2 separate regions of the Homo sapiens genome follow, and region 2 is linked to region 1. A link is an interaction called in ENCODE POLR2A ChIA-PET data of the cell type or tissue named here. Cell type or tissue: K562. All regions are shown on one strand. Links, peaks and the distances in the headings refer to the core of each region. The heading gives the core; the rest is flanking DNA. Region 1 overlaps BTG2 (BTG anti-proliferation factor 2). Region 2 holds the start of LOC102723529 (a long non-coding RNA gene).

Region 1 (5,378 bases), core at 317-5,316:
TCCTCCCCACAGCCAGTCCCCTTTCCTGGATTTCTAAACTGCTCAATTTTGACTCAAAGGTGCTATTTACCAAACACTCTCCCTACCCATTCCTGCCAGCTCTGCCTCCTTTTCAACTCTCCACATTTTGTATTGCCTTCCCAGACCTGCTTCCAGTCTTTATTGCTTTAAAGTTCACTTTGGGCCCACAGACCCAAGAGCTAATTTTCTGGTTTGTGGGTTGAAACAAAGCTGTGAATCACTGCAGGCTGTGTTCTTGCATCTTGTCTGCAAACAGGTCCCTGCCTTTTTAGAAGCAGCCTCATGGTCTCATGCTTAATCTTGTCTCTCTTCTCTTCTTTATGATGTTCACTTTAAAAACAACAAAACCCCTGAGCTGGACTGTTGAGCAGGCCTGTCTCTCCTATTAAGTAAAAATAAATAGTAGTAGTATGTTTGTAAGCTATTCTGACAGAAAAGACAAAGGTTACTAATTGTATGATAGTGTTTTTATATGGAAGAATGTACAGCTTATGGACAAATGTACACCTTTTTGTTACTTTAATAAAAATGTAGTAGGATAAACTTGTGTGGTGTAGAGAAGTTAAAATCCTCACGTTGTACATTTGTGTTTCCCTTTCAGATCCAAATCCTTTCTTTGTGTTTAATAGTATTTCTCCTCACTTGCACTCAGACAATCTATAGCATGTGGGTGGTATAAAAGAAAAATCTGGTTGTATGGCTGGGCCATTTCCAAGCATCCCCTCTTTCCTGGAAAGTAGCTCCTTACTTCCCTCCGTTTTGTTTGTTTGTTTGTTTGTTTTGAGACAGTTTTGTCACTCAGGCTGGAGTGCAGTGGTGCAATCTCAGCTCATTGCAACCTCTGCCTCCTGGGCTCAAATAATTCTCCCACCTCTGCCTCTTGAGTAGCTGAGATTGCAGGCATGTGCCATCAGGCCCAGCTGATTTTTGTATTTTTTGTAGGGACGGGGTTTTGCCATGTTGTCCAGGCTGGTCTCAAACTCCTAAGTTCAAGTGATCCCCCTGCCTCTGCCTCCGAAAGTGCTGGGATTACAGGCGTGAGCCACCGCGCCCAACCTACTTCCACCTTTAATGAGGATTCTAATTTCCCTGTGAAGATGCTAGAAGTAACAGGGTTCTAGTCTGAACATTCCCTAGTCTAGCCAGATCTCCATCTTATGCATCTTGTTTTTGATAGTCGTTCATTTCATTCATTCATTCATTCAGTCAGTTATTCATTTAGCAAGCATGTATTGTCAGTAAGTGCTAGGCACTGAACTTATTAAAAATCCTTGAGACACAGCCTGTCTCACAGACCAGGGTTTGGTAAGCAGCGGGTAATGAACTCCTTCCCAGGCTAAGGCAGGATTGTTGGCAATTCCCAGAAAAGGTGCTCTTGTCATCTCTGGGGCTGTCATTTGCTATCCACCATACTTGTCTTGTTAGACAAGAGCAGCTAGGCCTCAGGATCTATGCACTGGAGCTGAATGCCAATGCTACAGGTTAGCTAGAGAGCAGCTACTTCTGACAGCAAACACTGGAGTGAGAGCCAAAAGTTTGTTACCAATTTGTAACTCCCTTTGGTTACATGCAAGGAAATAACAGTTTTTATCTTCCCTGACTTTTGAGTTCTTTCCATGAGATTTTTGACACAAGCCCAGAGTTTCCCACTGAGGGCAAGTACATTCCCAGCCTGGTCTAGTTTTTTCTTGGCTGTAGGTGAGCTGTATTTATTTGTTTATTTATTTATTTCTTTTCTTTTCTTTTTTGAGACGTAGTCTCACTCGCTCTTGTCGTCCAGGCTGGAGTGCAGTAGTACGATCTTGGCTCACTGCAACCTCCGCCTTCCGGGTTCAAGTGATTCTCCTGCCTCAGCCTCTGGAGTAGCTGGGATTACAGATGCCTGCCACCATGCCTGGCTAATTTTTGTACTTTTAGTAGAGACGGGGTTTCACCATGTTAGCCAGGATGGTCTCGAACTCCTGACCTGAGGTGATCCACCCTCCTCGGCCTCCCAAAGTGCTGGGATTACAGGTGTGAGCCACCGCAGCTGGCGGTGACCTGTATTTAAACTAAACTTTACACATGTTGCTTCATATACAGTGACAACTCCCCCAACTTCATTTCTTACCTCCATGACCTTTATCAACAAACATACAGTTTTCCCTAGATGTGCTATGTTGGAAGTAGCCCAGGGAGGCTGTGTGTGCTATGCCTGTGTTGAGTGAGGAGGGTAGGGGAGCCAGGGATGGGGTTAGGGAAGGCCAGGTCATCTGTATCATAAATAGAATTTGGTTAAGACTCATTGTATCAAGGGGTTGTTACTGAAAGGAGTAGTCCCATTTTTATTTGTAGCTTCTGAAATAAATGTCCTAGACACTTGTTTAAAAAGACCTACTTTTTTGGATGTAAGGACAGGGTTAGTTAGGGTTGAGGAATTTTTGCCCACCCTCTTTTGAGTGTATGGTACAAAGTCAGCATCTATCTTCCTGATTCCTAAAAGGCCTAGCTCATGAAGGATATTTCCTTGTTTAGTGGAAAGCCTGAAATTCGGGGAAGGTTGTCTGGAGACTGAGGGGACCCTTCACCCACGTGTGTCTTCAAGTCAGGGAAGCCACAGCATGGCAGATTCACCTCAGGGCCACTCTCGGCTGTTGGTAAACTAGTAGTCCCTCAATTTACATGAGAGGGTTCTGTGGTCAAGCAATGTGTTTTCTTTTTTGATATGAACCAATTTCAGTAGAACTGGAGCATACCCATTGGCTACCTGGGGTTACAGGGGCTCTGGCCTGAAATTGCTTGAAGAGTTGCAGTTGGTGGCTTTCATGTGTTCAGGGACTAGGCATTGGTTGGTCTGTTCTGCTTCCATCTTCTCCACTTGGTAAGCAGTGCCAGCCTGGGAGACCTGTGGTCAGTCAGCTGTTTTTGAATGATAATGCACCTCCCCAGAGAGTGTAGACAAGGCTCTGCATGCTGCAGATTAAGAGCCCATCCTGGATCCTGATAAGGAGTTCTGGGTGGAGGAGTCCTTGGTGCTGCAACAAACAAGTCCCAGGAGGAAGAAACCCACTTCTGTAGGCCTGACTCCTGTAAGGAGCCTTTGGTAAGGAAGGTGAGGACTCAGGTGTCCTGGCTTCCAGGCCAACACAGCATCCCTGGCCCAACAAAGATTGGTGCAACAGAAAGAGTTCTGGACTGGGAGGAAGAATGTATGGGTTGTGGTCCTGGTACTTCTTAACTAGCCATGTGAGTCTGGACAAGCTCCTCAGCTTTTCTGTCTTAAAAATTAGGGAGTTGGCTGGGTGCAGTGGCTCATGCCTGTAATCCCAGCACTTTGGGAGGCCGAGGCAGATGGATCACTTGAGGCCAAGAGCTCAAGACCAGCCTGGCCAACATGGTGAAACCCTGTCTCTACTAAAAATACAAAAATTAGTCAGGTGTAGTGGTGCGTGCCTGTAGTCCCAGCTACTTGGGAGGCTGAGGCAACAGAATCACTTGAACCCGGGAGGCAGAGGTTGTAGTAGCCGAGATTGAGCCACTGCACTGTAGCCTGGGCGACAAAGCAAGACTCCGTCTTAAAAAACAAAAAAAAAAAACTGGGAATGGTGGCTCATGCCTGTAATCTCAGCATTTTGGGAGGCTGAGGTGGGCGAATCACGAGGTCAGGAGTTCGAGACCAGCCCGGCCAACATGGTGAAACCCCGTCTCTACTAAAAATACAAAAAATTAGCTGGGCATAGTGGCGGGTGCATGTAATCCCAGCTACTTGAGGCAGGAGAATCACTTGAACCCGGGAGGCCAAGGTTGCAGTAAGCCAAGATTGCGCCACTGCACTCACTCCAGCCCGGGCAACAGAGTGAGACGCCGTTTAAAAAAAAAAAAAAAAAAAAAAATTAGAGTTTTGGATTAAATGACCTACGTTCTTTTCTTTGGCTATTTATTTATTTATTTATTTATTGAGACAAGGTTGCACTCTGTTGCTCAGGCTGTAGTATAGTGGTATGATCACAGCTCACTGCGGCCTTCATCTCCGAGGCTCAGGTGATCCCCCTGCCTCAGCTTCCCAAGTAGCTGGGACTACAGGTGTGAGCCACCTCTCCTGGCTAATTTTTTGTTATTTTTTTTAGAGATGGGGTCTTGCTATGTTGCCTGGGCTGGTCTCAAACTCCTGGCGTCAAGTAATCCTCCTGTCTTAGCCTCCCAAACTGCTGGGATTACGGTTCTTGCCCAGCCTTTTTCAGCTTTTGATTCTAAATCATCCATCCCCATTATACTGCCAATCACTGGGGGGGCAAATTAGCACCATTATTATCATTATTTTCAATTAGTTGAACTGAAAGGTAAGGTAATTTGGGCTGAGAAGTACAGTAATTAATAATCTTTTGCTTGGGTCAGACTCCTGCCTGTTAAGGTTTCAGTTTGCAAACACTGTGAAGCAGTACTACAAAGAGGTTAGGAGCTCAGGCTCTGGTGTTAGGCTCCCTAGGGAGGTTTAATCTCAGCTCTACCACCCACCTATCCACTGTGCAACCTGGTGGCTAGTGACTTTAGCCAAGCCTCAATTTCCCCCTTTGTAAAATGGAATGAAGAATATAACCAACTTAAAAATGTTGTTACGAAGATTAAATGAGAGCCATAATCTACTTATAATTGTCCTGGCACAGGTAAGTACTCGATAAAAAGAGAATACTTGTTCTTTCTTTCTTTTTCTTTTCTTTTCTTTTTTTTTTTTTTGAAACAGAGTTTCGTTCTTGTTGCTCAGGCTGGAGTGCAGTGGCATGATCTCTGGTCACTGCAACCTCTGCCACCTCGGTTCAAGAGATTCTCCTGCCTCACATGGGCAAGGACTTCATGACCAAAACACAAAAAGCAATGGCAACAAAAACCAAAATAGACAAATGGGATCTAATTAAACTAAAGAGCTTCTGCACAGCGAAAGAAACTACCATCAGAGTGAACAGGCAACCTACAGAATGGGAGAAAATTTTTGCAATCTACTCATGTGACAAAGGGCTAATATCCAGAATCTACAAAGAACTCAAACAAATTTACAAGAAAAAACCCCATCAAAAAGTGGGCAAAGGATATGAACAGACACGTCTCAAAAGAAGACATTTATGCAGCCAACAGACACATAAAAAAATGCTCATTATCACTGGTCATCAGAGAAATGGAAATCAAAACCACAATGAGATACCATCTCATGCCAGTTAGAATGGCAATCATAAAGTCAGGAAACAACAGATGCTGGAGAGGATGTGGAGAAATAGGAATGCTTTTGCACTGTTGGTGGGAGTGTAAATTAGTTCAACCATTGTGGAAGACAGTGTGGCGATTCCTCAAGGATCTAGAACTAGAATTACCATTTGACCCAGCAA
Region 2 (5,378 bases), core at 312-5,311, 63 kb after region 1:
CTGAGATCCCAGCTACTGGGGAGGCTGAGGCAGGAGAATCACTTGAACCCAGGAGGTGGAGGTTGTAGTGAGCTGAGATTGCACCACTGCACTCCAGCCTGGGCAACAGAGCAAGACTCTGTCTCAAGTTTAAAAAAAAAAAAAATGATGAGCCGGCTGGGCTTTGGGAGGCCAAGGTAGGTGGATCACCTGAGGTCAGGAGTTCGAGACCAGCCTGGCCAACATGGTGAAACCCCATCTCTACTAAAAATACAAAAATTAGCCAGGTGTGGTGGCTGGTGCCTGTAATCCCAGCTACTCGGGAGGCTGAGGCAGAAGAATCGCTTGAACCTGGGAGGTGGAGGTTGTGGTGAGCCAAGATCACGCCATTGCACTCCAGCCTGGGTGACAAAATGAAGACTCTGTCTCAAAAAAAAAAAAAAAAAAAGTGATGGGCCTCTGGGATGATGGCCCCAACCATTGGGATCACACAGCCGCTGGGGAAATAAACCCCCAAAATGCTGTTTGAGCAAGATGGCCAAAAAATGGTACCCTTGCCGCCACACCCACTCTGCATCAGTCAATCCTGGCACTCAAGACCCAGAGAGGCTGCAAATGCTTCTCAATGGAGTGCCTGAGGGAGCCACCACCATGTTTGGGGATTGATGTGAAGGTAACACTTAGTGGGCATCCCCGTCTGGAAAAATAAGCGAAGCAGCTGAGCTTCACCACATATTAAAAAACCAGCCCTAACAGATATCTGGTGAAGATATCTTCACCACAGGCAAAATAGGAAAGTAAGAAAGAGGCAGGGGTGAGCAGAGACTGGCTCCTCTTCTTCCTGGGAACACAGCTACCCTACATTTCCCAGCCTCCCTTGTGGCCATTTGACTGGGCTCCAGCCAATGGAATGTGAGGAGAAGCCACGGGCCTCTTCCAGGCCTGGTGCGTAAGTCTACCCCACACAGTCCTTTGCGATTTTCCTCTCCCACTTTGGGAGCCAGTGGATGAAGAGGGTGGAACCATAGAATAGAAGGAACCCAGATACAGATCACTGTTCAGAGGAGAGCTGCCTGCCAGTCAGGAAGACCCATTTTGGACTTTATGTGAGCAAAAAATACCTTCTTTCCTTCCTTCCCTCCTTCCTTCCTTCCTTCTTTCTTTTCTCTCCTTCCTTCCTTCCTTTCTCTCTCTCTTTCTTTTCCTTCCTTTCTTCCTTCCTTTCTCCTTCCTTCCTTTCTCCCTTCCTTCCTTCCTTCCTTCCTTCCTTCCTTCCTTCCTTCCTTCCTTCCTTCCTTCCTTCCTCCCTTCCTTCTTTCGACTCACTATGTTGCCTAGGCTGGTTTCAAATTCCTGGGCTCGAGAGATCCTCCCACCTCAGCCTCCCAAAGTGCTGGGATTACAGGCGTGAACCACCATGCCTGGCCAAAAACTAGATTACTGTCATATTTGATCCATAGAGAGTTTTAGGTTTATTATAGCAGTTAGTGTTATCTTAACTAACGCAAGGTGGAAGGGTAGGACTTGCAGAGGCCCATGGCTGAGAGACCTTGATTAAGGTTGGAGGGGGAACAATATGGCAGTCTTAGACCCCAGGGGGAAAGTCCTCTCTTGTCCTGGGGTCCAGGAAAAAGAAGAGGACTGGGGGCAGAGTGGAGGCATAGGCCATCCCAGAGTGGGGAGGAGAAAGGGAAGAAGGAAAGGGGACCCCTGGGGAGGCTGAGGCACAGACTCTAGGAGGGACTCTGCAGCTCTTCTACTGGCACCTCCGGTCTCCTGAATGCCAACGCTGCTGACCACTCTCCTTCCTCTTCACCACCTCTCCACTTTGGCCCCCTTTTCCCTTCTGTATTTCCTCCCATTTTCTGCCAGTGGTAAGGAGGGCTTTACCACTTTTTTGGAGTAAGGTCAGAGAAGACCTTTAAGAAATGCCAGCTCACAGAGAGAAATAACATAAACTGGTTCAAATGTTAGCTGAAGAGAGGCAGCTGCCTTTCATATTTGTACCAACAAAGGTTAAGTAAATCAATCACCCTTCAGAGTTAGTTCTCAGGGGAGGGAAAGGAGGAGGAATTTGTGATCTGAGGCCAGCAGTCTTAGCTGAGAGTCTGGTGCATTTCAAGGGAGAGAAAACCTTTAGTTAAAAGCTATCTTAGTGGTAATCCAAAGGGAAATTGAGCCAAGTGAAGTGCAAAGTAATTTCTGACCTTGGGACAAAGGGAAGGCAAAACTACGCCAGCTCCCAGGCCTGAAGGGAACACTTAGTTGATTAATGCTGTGCCTGCAGGCTCTGTTCACTCTAATAAAATGATATTTAAAGGTGCAGGGTTTACCAAGCTGTGGTCTCTAAGGGAGCACAGAAGATTTCTAGAAAGGGTTCCAGGGCCTTCACGGTATGCTCCGTGCTTGCGCCCGCCACCCCTCTTGTCTGTAGACTGTCACTGGGTACAGTGACAGTCTGCAGTGCTGTTTTGATTCCTCAGAACCTTTTATGAAGGACAACTTCCAAAGAATTAGACCCTGGAGCTCCCTTAAATACAAGCCAATGAAAATGGCATTTTTTCCCCCTAGAAATGCTCTGACCTTAAAAGGAATATTGGAGGCAGGAGGAAACAGAGGAAGCAAGAAGAATTTCCTGGAAGGTAATTATTGTAATATAAGCATACTTCGGAGATATTGCAGGTTCCGTTCCAGACCACTGCAACAGTGAATATCTCAATCAAGTGAGTCACATGAATTTTTTGGTTCCCTAGTGCATATAAAAATTATGTCTATACTATACTAGGGTCTATTAAGTGTGCAATAGCATTATGTCTAAAAAACATTGTACATACCTTAATTTAAAAATGCTTTATTGATAAAAATGCTAATGAACATCTGAGGCTTCAGCAAGTCATAACCTTTTTGCAAGTGGAGGGTCTTGACTCATGTTGATGGCTGCTGACTGATCAGGGTGGTGGTCACTGAAGACTGAAGTGGCTGTGGCAATTTCTTAAAATAAGATGACAATGAAGTTTGCCACATTGATTGACTCTTCCTTTCATGAAAGATTTCTCTGTAGCATGTGATGCTGTTTGATAGCATTTTACCCAGAGTGGAACTTGTTTCAAAATTGGAGTCAATCTTCAGCTCTACTACTGCTTTATCAACTATGTTTATGTAATATTCTAAATCTTTTGTTGTCACTTCAACAATGTTCACAGCATCTTCACCAGGAGTAGATTTTATCTTAAGAAGCCACTTTCTTTGCTCATCCAGAAGCTACAACTCCTCATCATGAGATTTCAGCAGTTCAGTTCCATCTTCAGGCCCTATTTTTAGTTCTCTTTAGTTCTCTTGCTATTTCCACGACATCTGCAATGACTTCCTCAACTGAAGTCTTGAACCCCTCAAAGTAATCCATGAAGGTGAGAATAAACTTCTTCCAAATTCCTATTAATGTTGATATTTTGACCTTGATTGTTCTTAATGGCATCTAGAATGGTGAATCCCTTCCAGAAGGTTTTCAACTTACTTTGCCCAGATTCATCAGAGGAATCATTATCTATGGCAGCTATAGCCTTACAAAATGTATTTCTTACATCATAAGACTTGAAAGTTGAAATTATTCCTTAATCCATGGGCTTCAGAATGGATGTTGTGTTAGCAGGCATGAAAACATTCATCTCCTTGTGCGTCTCCATCAGAACTCTTGGGTGGCCAGGATTATTGTCAACGAGCAGTAATATTTTGAAAGGAATCTTTTTTTCTGAACAGTATGGCTCGATAGTGGACTTAAAATAGTTCATAAACCATATTGGAAACAGATGCGCTGTCATCCAGGCTTTGTTGCCCTATTTATAGAGCATAGGCAGAGTATATAGGGTCTCACTCTGCTGCCCAGGCTGGAGTGCAGTGGCAAAATCATAGTTCCCTACGGCCTTGAACCCTTGGTCCCAAGAAATCTTCCTGCTTTAGCCTCCAAAATAGCTGCAGCTACAGGTACACACCATCACACCTGGCTAATTTTTTTTTTTTTTAATTTTGTAGAGATGGGGTCTGGCTCTGTTGCCCAGGCTGGTCTTGAACACCTGGGCTCAAGTGATTCTCCCATCTCAGCTTCTCAAAGAGCTGGGATTACAGGCATGAGCCACTGCTCCTAGCCGCATAATTCCTTAGAGTTTTCAAAATGGTAAATGAGCATTGGCTACAACTTAAAGCCACCAGCTGCATTAGCCCCTAACATGAGAGTCAGCCTATCCTCTGAAACTTTGAAGCCAGGCATTGACTTCTCCTCTCTAGCTATGAAAGTCTTAGATGGCATTTTCTTCTTTAAAGAAGCCTGTTTTATCTACATTGAAAAGCTGTTGTTTAGTGTAGTCACCTTCATAAGTTACCTTAGCTAGATCTTCTAGATAACTTGCTGTAGTGTCTACATCAGCATTTGTTGCTGCACCTTGTACTTTTATGTTATGGAGATGACTTCTTTCCTTAAACCTAATGAACCAACATCTGCTAGCTTCTGCAGCTTCCTGACCTCTCTCAGCCTCTTCTATGGGATTGAAGAGAGTTAGGGCCTTGCTCTGAATTACGATTTGGCTCAAGGGAGTATTGTGGCTGGTTTGATCTATCCAGACCACTAAAACTTTCTATCAGGAGTAAGGCTGTTTTCTTTCTTATCATTCATGTGTTCACTGGAATAGCACTTTTAATTTTCTTCAAGAGCTTTTCCTTTGCATTCAAAACTTGGCTGTTTGGCACAAGAGGCCTAGCATTCAGCCTATCTCAGCTTTGGACATACCTTCCTCACTAAGCTTAACAGTTTCTAGCTTTTCATGTAAAGTGAGAGACATGACTCTTTCACTTGAACACTTAGAGGCTATCCTAAGTTTATTAATTGGCTTAATTTCAATGTTGTGTGTCTTAGGGAATAGGGAGGCCCAAGGAGAAGAAGAGAGATGGGGGAAAGCTGGTGGGAGCAGTCAGAACACACACATTTATCCATTGAGTTTGCCATCTTACGTGGGTGCGGTTCATGATACTACAAAACAATTACAGTAGTAGCATCAGAGATCACTGATCACAGGTCACCATAACAGGCATAATAATAATAAAAATGTTCGAAATAATATGAGAATTACCAAGATGTGACACAGAGACAGGAAGTGGCCACATGCTGTTGGAAAGATGGCACCAATAGATTTGTTTGACACAGGGTCGTCACCGACCTTCAAGTTTTTTAAAAAGTCATGTCTGCAAAGTGCAATAAAGGAAAGTACAATAAAATGAAGTATGACTGACTATAAAACTTCAGATCTAAAACTATCTGAGAACTGGTAGCAACAGTATAATGTAGAGGAAAAAGCATGAGTTCTGGAATCCTGGAGTTATGAATATATCTTTATTTCACCCTCCTTTAG

Evidence for each region. Peaks named below come from ENCODE experiments on the same cell type or tissue, not always from the same donor. Only the 100,000 strongest peaks of a DNase experiment are listed, where the experiment ranks them.
Region 2: POLR2A ChIA-PET joins it to region 1 with 5 read pairs; 8 of 35 experiments call an interaction of 5 or more read pairs at or near these places.

What each region holds. Positions count from the first base shown.
Region 1 is chr1:203,309,039-203,314,416 of GRCh38, forward strand. It overlaps BTG2 (BTG anti-proliferation factor 2), which reads left to right. Exons shown (of 2, transcript NM_006763.3): 2 at 1-564. Among named protein-coding and RNA genes, the nearest start is that of BTG2, 6.2 kb to the left of the region's middle. RefSeq lists a cis regulatory region at 2,647-3,242. In K562, for the core only: no CTCF peak of the experiment used is centred there; a DNase peak (open chromatin) is centred at 2,963.
Region 2 is chr1:203,372,028-203,377,405 of GRCh38, forward strand. LOC102723529 (a long non-coding RNA gene) reads left to right here and starts at 956. Exons shown (of 7, transcript XR_922438.3): 1 at 956-1,085; 2 at 2,551-2,702; 3 at 3,183-3,386. In K562, for the core only: no CTCF peak of the experiment used is centred there; no DNase peak of the experiment used is centred there; H3K27me3 peaks cover 584 bases.